Regions from separate parts of the Homo sapiens genome. Here region 1 is linked to region 2. The links are chromatin contacts, found by Hi-C or POLR2A ChIA-PET in ENCODE. All regions are on one chromosome and are shown on one strand. The core of a region is the stretch at or near the end of the contact, and the rest is flanking DNA. Distances in the headings are between cores, read along the strand shown. Region 1 holds the start of CASK (calcium/calmodulin dependent serine protein kinase). Region 2 overlaps CASK (calcium/calmodulin dependent serine protein kinase).

Region 1 (4,487 bases), core at 1,235-3,734, 34 kb after region 2:
ACCTGAAACGTGGCTGGTCCGACTGGGAAACTGAATTTTGAATTGTATTTAATTTTAATTAATTAAAATTTAAATTTAGAAAAAGGTACTTGATTCGGTTATTGGAAAACTTTTATGTATATTGGGAACAACTTGGGTATGTGAATATACTTTTGCAAACGCAAATTTTATGAAACCTAAATACAGATTAAGTATTTCTGATTTTCATCAGAAATGTAGCTTAGTGTCAGAATTGAGATGTGCTATTAGTGTAAAATACACATTGGGATTTCAAAGACTTAGCATAAAAGATGTAAAATATTTCATTAATATTTTTTCATATTGATTACATGTTGAAATGTTAAGTTTGGATCTACAGGGTTAAATAAAATATTTTATTAAAATTAATTGCACCTGTATGTTTTTATTAAATGTGGCTACTAGAAAATTTTAAATTACAAATGTGGCTCATAATATATCTTTTGGACAGTGCTGTTCTAGAACACTTCCACAAGCACTTTAACAGGACACATTTGGATACTTTCCTTTTAAGTCTGGCTGGTCATGTAACAATAGGGCAAGGAGTAACATGTCCTCACATCAATTGGGTCTGAGTAAAGTGTGTAGCAAGCTCTACCCACAATTTCACCATGTGAGGCAACACTGTAATACCTCAATATGGAAAGAAAAGGAAACAAATTAGCACTCAAATTGAAATTGAGTACTGCAGACAACTTAAAAGAGATAGGGCCAACTGCTTTAAGGTCTTGGTTTCATTTCCCAACTGTGGACCTTAAAATAGACAATAAAGCACCGCTTCCAAAAAAAAAAAAAAAAAAAAAAAGAGGTAAGATATTTCAATGTTAGCTCTAGCGATCCTTATTAAGCAAAAATTTGCTCTTAAATCTTATCTCCTCAACTTCTAAAGCCGCAGAATACACGCTGTGTTAGGAAATCAACTTCAGATTGCCAGCATTTCCTTCACAAGCAAATTAGCAGGATTGTGCACTTGGAGTACTGTTTGACAAGAATGAAAAGGAAACTATTCAAAATAGATTTAAGGAATGGACAATTAGATGAGGAACTGCAGATTTAATTCTCAATCAGCACTGTGATTAATCTGATTCCCTGCTTTTCCCCAGCGTAATTATACAACACAGATGAAAGGATGAGCATTTGGACTGTCAGTTCTATATTCTAGACCAGCCCGGTGACTCAAAGCAGACGGCTCTACCACGCTAACCACCATCCCAACAACAGTCGAGGGGAGTCTCGAGCACTGATTGAACAGTCATTGCATAACAAGGCATTAAAAATTCGAATGCCCCCAACTCTTTCCACGTTCGTGTACACCAGGAGGGAATTTGCTGAAACTGAAAGCACCCCGTCTTAAATGACCCCCTCCAATCCGAGCATGGGGTGTACACAAAGGCATCTGTCTAATATCCCGCACAATAGACACACACCCCACAATTAAAACCCTGGACTCTCTCACCACACAAGCAAAGGAAATGCAAGCTGCTCTGTTTCAAAAATGGTCTATGGTACATGCAAGGTAACAATAACCCCAACTGAAGCAACTATAAAATCGGCTGTGCCACGTCCCTGTGCAACCGTCAGATAAAATGCAGGCAGCCGGCCCCACGCCTTACGGGGTGGCCAACCTCGGCTCGGTGGCCTCAATGGACCGCTGAGAACCCCCAGGCCCCCGCCTGGCAGGAGCTCCAGGTACACGTCTATAAATACTCCAGGATGAGAAGGACGAGAGGGGAAGAGGGGAAGGAGGGAGGGCAGGGGGCAGGCCCCGAGCGGGTGCGGGAAGACCGGGGCATCACTGAAATGCATTTTTCCACACTCCCGCTCCCTCGCGTGGAGACTCACTTTCCGATCACCTCGCACAGCTCGTACACATCCTCGAACAGCACGTCGTCGTCGGCCATGGTCCGGAGGGGATAGCGGCCGCAGCGTGGAGGGCTTCGAAAACGGGGGTGGGGGCGCCCAAGAGCTCAGTGCCCAGCCCCGGGATCGCCTCCTCCCCTCAGGACCCGCGAGCCCTCGGTGCCGAGGACGCTCGAGTGGGGCCGCGAGGCCCAGAGACTGCGGCGCCTTCCTCTGCAGGCGACCGCCCCGGCGCGGGCGGCGGGGCCGGGGCGCGGGAGCGAGGGCGGCCCGGGCCCGGCGCCGCCCGCCCGCCCGCTGCTTCTCGCGCTGCTCGGGCCGCGCTGCCCGGCGTGCGGATCCTCGGGGACCGCGCGGCGTCGCGCTCTCCGCTCGTCAGCCCGCGCGGGCCGCGAGGCCGCGACCGCTCCCTCTGTCCGAGGCCGGCTCCGTCGCGTCGCGGAGCAGCTCGGGCTACAGAGGGGGCCGCGGCAGGACCATGGAGCGAGGATCGCCGCGGAGGGAGGTGGCGGCGGCGGCGGATCGGCGCTGGGGACCAGGAGGCGGCGGCAGAGACGCTCCCTCCTCTTTCTCCTCCTCCCGCAGCCGCCACCGCCCGCCCGGGAGTGGGAGGGGGCTTCGCGGGACCGGCGCTCTGTGCGGGCGGGAGCCGCGGCCGCCGCCTTCTGCTCCGCCCCTACGCCTCAGCAGCCGACCGGCTCGCCAGCCCCGCTCACCCGCCTCGCGCAGACACGCCCTCCTCCCCCGTCGGCGGCGCGGCTTCCAGAACCACAGGCTCCGCCCACTCCAACCGGTCGGGAGGCGGTGGCCCAGGGAAAGGGGAGCGGGCCGAGCGGCGCATGCGCGGGGCGCCGGCCGCGTCACGGCGAACGGGCGGGCACCGGGATTCTAGAGGGCGCGGGGGGTTGAGTGGGGCGCGCCGGCTGCAGCTGCCGAGGCGGGGCTGGTTGGGGTCGTCGCCTCCGCGCCTAGCCGCGACCAAGCCGCGAAAGGGGCTGGAGACAAAAGGTCCACGGCTGCACGCTCGTTGTCCGGCAAGAGGCACGAAACTCTGGCCGCTCCCCTTTCCTTCTTTTGTAATCGCAGGGAGCCTTTCCCAGTTTTTTGCTGGGAAAAGAGGCAGGGAAAGGGTGCTAATGAATGAGAAAGCTAAAAGAGAGGTGGAGAGAGGTTGTCACTGAATCCGTGCTTGGCAGCGGATGCTTTTAGTGCTACCCTGTCATTCCTTAATGAAGATGAGGGCTGGGGGTAAGGGGAGGTCGTCCAAGAAAAGGACTAAACAAAAACTGCCTAGGAAGGTGTGCGACAGCAAACGGTCATCTATAGAGACAGCTTCTCCCACGTTCTGCCCCAAACTCAACAAATATCTATCCAGCGCCTACCCTCACTAGAGACCAACCTAGAGAGAAGCTAGGAAGGCAGGGACAAACCGTGACTTTAAGCTCATTTGTATATTGTCCTCAAACTCCCAGGACCTACTCTGCTCTCTATACTCCCTATAAATGTTAGACTTGTCAGGAACAGAATGCAACTAGAGGGAGTGCAGGCACAGGAGCAGCCAGGGAGTGAGGTTCTGGGTGTTGCCGCTGTGCTAGGTTGCATTCAATATGAAGATTTCTGTTCAACTGAGCATGTGCGGAATGAGCCAGCGCCATCAGACAGGTATATGCCTCAGTTGAAGACCAATAGTGTCTTTGTTCCTCCGCACAGCAAAAGTGCCCAATTAGTTCATAAGTCAGTTTCCAGAAATCGTCTGGTAAATTTCTCAGTGCAGTATTTTTTTTAAAAAAAGTATTTATTAATACCAAAGTGGAGGGGGTGATGTGGAGACTCACAGCCTATTTTCTCTTCAGAAACGTTTCGTGCAAACCCTTGACCACTCCCTCAAAAGGCTGAGAGATTTGCCTGCTAAGGATTTGGGTACTAAACCTTTTTTTTTTTTTTAAATGCAGATCAGAGGACAAGTGTAATTGCACACGGTTTTCCTCCTTTCTCAAAGAGCTTGTGCATTCTCTAGAGACGGGGGCTTCAGAACTTGAGAAACATTGCCTCCTTTAAGGGTCCAAGAGTTACTCACCACAAGTTGGCATGTCCAGCTCATGTCTAATGAATAAGGCGTCACTCCATTCTGCCCTGAAGTGCACAGGGACCCTCTCAAGTCACCTTGTCAGCTTCACTTCTTTTCCCCAGCCCAAGACTGAGCTATACCAAGCCTTGTCGACTTCATTTTGGGGTTTGTTGTCTTCTACAGGGACCTATGCTCAGAGGTAGAAAAGGACAATCATAAAGTAAAACAGAAAAGAAAGTGCAGGTGAAAAAAAGAGAGACAGACGATTGCAAAAATAAGTAAGTGCTCTGCTCATAGGATCACAGTTGGTTTGGATCTGGAAAGAGACTCCCTCACTTACAGATGGAAGAATGTGGTGGTTGCTCTCCCAAAAGCCATCCCACCCCTCTCCCCCACCATGGGGTAGCAGCTCTGGACTTGAGGTGAGATTGTAACCATCTTTACTGGAGAGGTGGGCTCTGATTAATTAAACTAACACATGCAGCCCCCTTGCCACAGCGATAAGCCTAATTTAATCAGCTCTTGGCACTCCCTGGTCACA
Region 2 (4,837 bases), core at 2,189-4,688:
AGCATTTGGTTGCCTACCAATCATTATAATCTGTTGCTGTTACAATAGTGAATAACATAGGACCCCCAACCTCAAGAAGAGCAGTGAAGTAACCCCTTTGGATTCAAGTCTTAGTGCCTAGGATAAATGTAATTGAAGCTTCAGAGCTTAGAGAAGGTTGGGTAATATATTTTAAAAAGTACTCAATTAACATCTCACTATCAGCGGCCTTTAAAACAGCTGCTACCATACATGTTTCCAGTTGAAGCTTATTAACATATTCCAAAGCTTACTTCAATTTCCTTTTCAACACTTTGGAACCCCTCGGAACGTCTAGAATGTAACTTAAAGAAGCTTGGAAACTTAACTTTCTGAAGGAAACAGTAACAATGTAGAACAAGTTACAAAGACATCTTTAAAGTCAAGCTTGACTAGATAACTTTTAGAGTAACTTACACACTGATTATATAAATATAATACAGATCTCAATTACAGAAAATAAAAGGCATATATGCAGATATTGCAACTGATTGCTCTACAGGTGCTATAAATTAATGTGCCTAAATGCTAAAGGATAGTTTTAAAAATAAACACATAAGAACATGCAATAATAAACACATAAGAACTCTTGTTAGGAAATTTCAAGTTAAAATCAAAACATTCTGGCCAGATGAGAAGATATATCTTCTTTCAAAGACTTAGCTACCTGCCAGAGATAAAAGCACTACATATATCATGTTGTCTAATCCATCCTTCTAGTTGGCTGATACAGATAGAAATGCCTTAGTAACTTTTTAAAAGCCGTAATAGGTATGCTGTAGCGTTATCTTTGACACCAGGCATATATACCCACAATCAGGAGACATATGTTAGAAGCTGTGATATTAACAGCTTTCTTTCTTGCTATTACTAATCCATAATGGCCACCATCTGGGCTGATTTAGAGATTTGTACACACAAAAACAGAAGTTTCAAAATATATTGCATACTCTCCCGTACAAATTTATCTGTAAAGAGCTACCTACAATGATACTAGATTTTGCCAATCTGGAAATGCCAATTTCTGAGGAAAATGGTCAAGAATTAACAGCTGTATCAAAACATAAAAACAAAATACTATACAACCTTCAAAATCAGCCACATGGAAGAGAAATCAGAGGGCAAATTCTTCATCATAGGTACATCCCAAACTAAGTTTTCATAGGTTTTTCCCCTCTAGCTTCTAAGAGGCATTTATCTTTCTTTTAGGCTAGTTGAGTCCACACACACACACACACACACACACACACACACACACACACACACAGTGTCAAATTCCAACCCAAATACTCAAATATTGAGTATTTCTGAAGTCTTTATCTGCTACCTAAGCAAATAAAACTGGGTATGATACATCTCTATTATTTCCAAGAAAAAGGCACTTAAATATTCTAGACATGTCCTAGACATAGAGTGAAATGTTAAAACAATGTATGAGGTTGAAGAATCACCTTGGATTTAAAAAGGGCAGTAAGCAACACAGTGTGCATGAGTAGAAGGGAGTAACTGAAATCAGGACCATTTTACTCTTTTCAGTAAATCATAAGACTTTTTTCTTTTAATGTATCAGGCACAGCAGGCTCAGCCAACATTGAATTAAAAGTTTAACAATCTTTTTAAGACCTATACAAAGCAATGATGTCTTTCTAATTACTCTAAGCCACTACTCTGAAGGCACCACCAATAAAATCATATCTATTAAAACCATCAATACAGATGCCACTTTTCCTCAGCTAATTCTAGGTGAAGAAACGTGACTCTTAAAAAAAAAAATCCATCACTACCACCATGACCAACAAAAAACCCCAAACAGTAACAATATCATCTATAGTCATACTCTTCTGAGAAATGTCAATACTTCTTGAACTTCACAGAAAACACCACAACCTTCAATGTCTTCTTTCTCCATTTCATTTTCTCTTCTATTCTGGAATTTAAAAATAACATAAAAGAAAACCCTGACACAAGGATCCCAGTTTAGCCATCTGCCAATAGATCATAAGGCCTTCTGAAGTTTTAGGCTACATAGCAGCCACAGGTAGCTCCAGATGGTCTAAAAAACTTGGGGACACTGGCTGCATGTGCTCTGCCTACGCTTTCTAGTAAGAATCCCCAATATCCTACAACTGGGAGGAGAAAAGAGGCCTTGGAATTAGTACTTTCCAGAGCAAGAGAAGAAAACTACTTTAAGAAACTAAGGCCCTCCAGCTGAAACAAATCTCCCATATTGGTTGGTTGGTGGTTGGTGATTCATTTATTTTTTTTTTATTTCTGAGATTTTGATGCACCCATCACCCAAGCAGTGTACACTGTACCCAATGTGTTTTATTCCTCACCCCCTCCCACACTTTCCCTTGAGTCCCCAAAGTCCAATATATCATTCTTATGCCTTTGCATTCTCATACCTTAGCTCCCACTTATGAGAACATACAATGTTTGGTTTTCCATTCCTGAGTTACTTCACTTAGAATAGCAGTCTCCAATTCCATCAAGGTTGCTGCAAATGCCATTATTTCATTCCTTTTTATGGCTGAGTAGTATTCCATTATATATATATGTATGTATATATATGTGTATATATGTGTGTGTATATATGTATATGTATGTGAATATATGTATATATATACGTATATATGTATATGTATGTGAATATATGTATATATATACATATATATGTATATGTATGTGTATATATGTATATATACATGTATGTGTATATATATGTATATATACATGTATATGTATATATGTATGTATATATATGTGTGTGTGTATATATACGCAAACACACCCCACATTTTCTTTATCCACTCATTGATTGATGGGCATTTGGGCTAGTTCCATATTTTTGCAATTGCAAATTGTGCTGCTATAAACGTGTGTGCAAGTATCTTTTTCGTATAATGACTTCTTTTCCTTTGGGTAGATACCTAGTAGTGGGACTGCTGGATCAAACGGTAGATCTACTTTTAGTTCTGACCTTCCTCTCCCAAGACCCAGACCCATTCAACCTCTATTCCAATTGTTGAGAACTAGAAATGACATTTTTCATCTGTCCCTTTGAAGAATGCAGTTGCTATCCTGGAAAAAAAAAAAAAGGCACGTTATCTGAGGGTGGAAAATCTATTTAGATGTTAAGGAATCACCATACTGTTTTCCATAGTGGTTGTACTAATTTACATTCCCACCAACAGTGTAAGAGTGTTCCCTTTTCACCAAATCCATGCCAACATCTTTTTTTTTTTATTTTTTGATTTATGGCCATTCTTGCAGGAGTGAGGTGGTATTGCATTGTGGTTTTGATTTGCATTTCCCTGATCATTAGTGATGTTGAGCATTTTTTCATATGCTTGCTGGCCATTTGTATTTCTTCTTTGGAGAATTGTCTATTCATGTCCTTAGTCCACTTTTTGATGGTGACTGGTTATTTTAATGCAATGCTGGTGAGTCAGTATGAAGTGACTCATAATACAAATAAATGTTGGGAAGAGTAAATAGAACCTATCAACACCAAACAATATTTTGAAAGTAACATTTATACAGTGGTCATTTAAAGATAAAATGTTTTAAAACTTAAAACCAGCATAAACACCACTGTATAATAAAATTTTCCACTGGTAACATTTGCTTCATAGCAGCTTCTTAATATTAATCTCATATTTTTCATACAGTACTTCAAGGCCATTCATAGCCTTAAAGAGTATTATGCCTAATATTTCACTAATTGACCTAATGCTATGGCCCAGGAAAAAGCAATGATTGCACTGAGAGAAGTTGACTTATTCAAAAGACTGAGGGAATGATCATAAATAATTTCCCAGTAGAGACTGGCAAAATCGGTGGGGAAAAACATGCTTTCAAGTTTGACAGCTCTGTAGAACTTTGCATAATTACTTCCTTGTTGGCATACCTTTTATTAATAAACAATAGCTTATTAACTATTTAGGTTTATTCAAATGCTTAATAAACTACTTTACCTCACTATAATTCATCAAATAGAGCCCAAGTACCCTTCAAATTTTCATTTTGGAAAGGGCCTGCATTCTAAAGAGGGTTCATTGTACTATATCCTCTTCCTACTAGCTCTGTTATTATCCAATTTCTCAGTTATCTTTTTCTCCTTATCATGTGAATGTGCATGCGTGTGTGTGTGTGTGTGTGTGTATGTGTGTGTGTGTTTTAAATTCCACTCTATGCTCTGCCTGCCCTTCCCCAACCCCAAGGACCATACTGACCTTCCACTCCCAAGACCCAGACCCATTCAACCCCTATTCTAATTGTTGAAAACTAGAAATTACATTTTTGATCTTTGCCTTTGAAGAATGCACTGGCTATGCTGGGGAAAAAAAAAACAGCACATTATTTGAAGGTGGAAAATCTATTTAGATGCTTACATCCTTACTTCTTACTAAAAAACAAAATAAATTTCAGATGAACTAAAGAGTTAAATGTATGAATCAAAAGAAAGACAGAAAAATGTAGGTGAATTTTCACATAACTCTCAAGAAGGGAAGGACTTTCTAAGCATGGAAACAATCACAACAAAGAAAAAGACTGATTAGATTTTGACCATGGTAGAAGCACTCTTAATTGACCCCACTTAACAAATTTCACAGACTGATCCATTCTCCATTCCCTCTGTAGAAACCTAATGAATGCCTGCTGCATGCTGACTGCTCAATGCTGACAGGGTACTGTGTAGTACATATGAGCCCATGAACCCCACAAATTAAGTTGTCTACATACCAAGAGCTATTTGTATTTGTTCCTAAATGTGTACCTCTTTATGTTGGTTGTGTAGGTGTTACTATAATTTCTT

The links. Hi-C counts contacts between places; a loop is a spot of excess contacts on that map. ChIA-PET counts read pairs that join two places held with the same protein, here RNA polymerase II (POLR2A). Pooled maps may share reads with other maps.
Region 1: a pooled map shows a loop between it and region 2 (2.9-fold over the local background). The contact joins the promoter of CASK here to the enhancer-like site in region 2. A Hi-C loop is called at or near these places in 3 of 168 maps with a recorded cell type or tissue (CD4-positive, alpha-beta T cell, Calu3 and HepG2), 3 of 37 single-sample maps with no recorded cell type and 6 of 50 pooled maps. POLR2A ChIA-PET finds 5 or more read pairs at or near these places in 4 of 52 experiments (CD4-positive, alpha-beta T cell, GM12878, T-cell and 1 more).

The regions. Positions count from the first base shown.
Region 1 is chrX:41,921,070-41,925,556 of GRCh38, forward strand. It overlaps CASK (calcium/calmodulin dependent serine protein kinase), which reads right to left and starts at 2,485. Exons shown (of 27, transcript NM_001367721.1): 1 at 1,861-2,485. The coding sequence starts at 1,919. RefSeq lists silencers at 1,940-1,989, 2,260-2,839.
Region 2 is chrX:41,886,058-41,890,894 of GRCh38, forward strand. The region is part of intron 1 of CASK (calcium/calmodulin dependent serine protein kinase); the gene reads right to left. Among named protein-coding and RNA genes, the nearest start is that of CASK, 35 kb to the right of the region's middle. Within about 2 kb of position 3,439, at least 2 of the 41 ENCODE cell types and tissues checked have a DNase peak (open chromatin) inside an H3K27ac peak, as active enhancers do.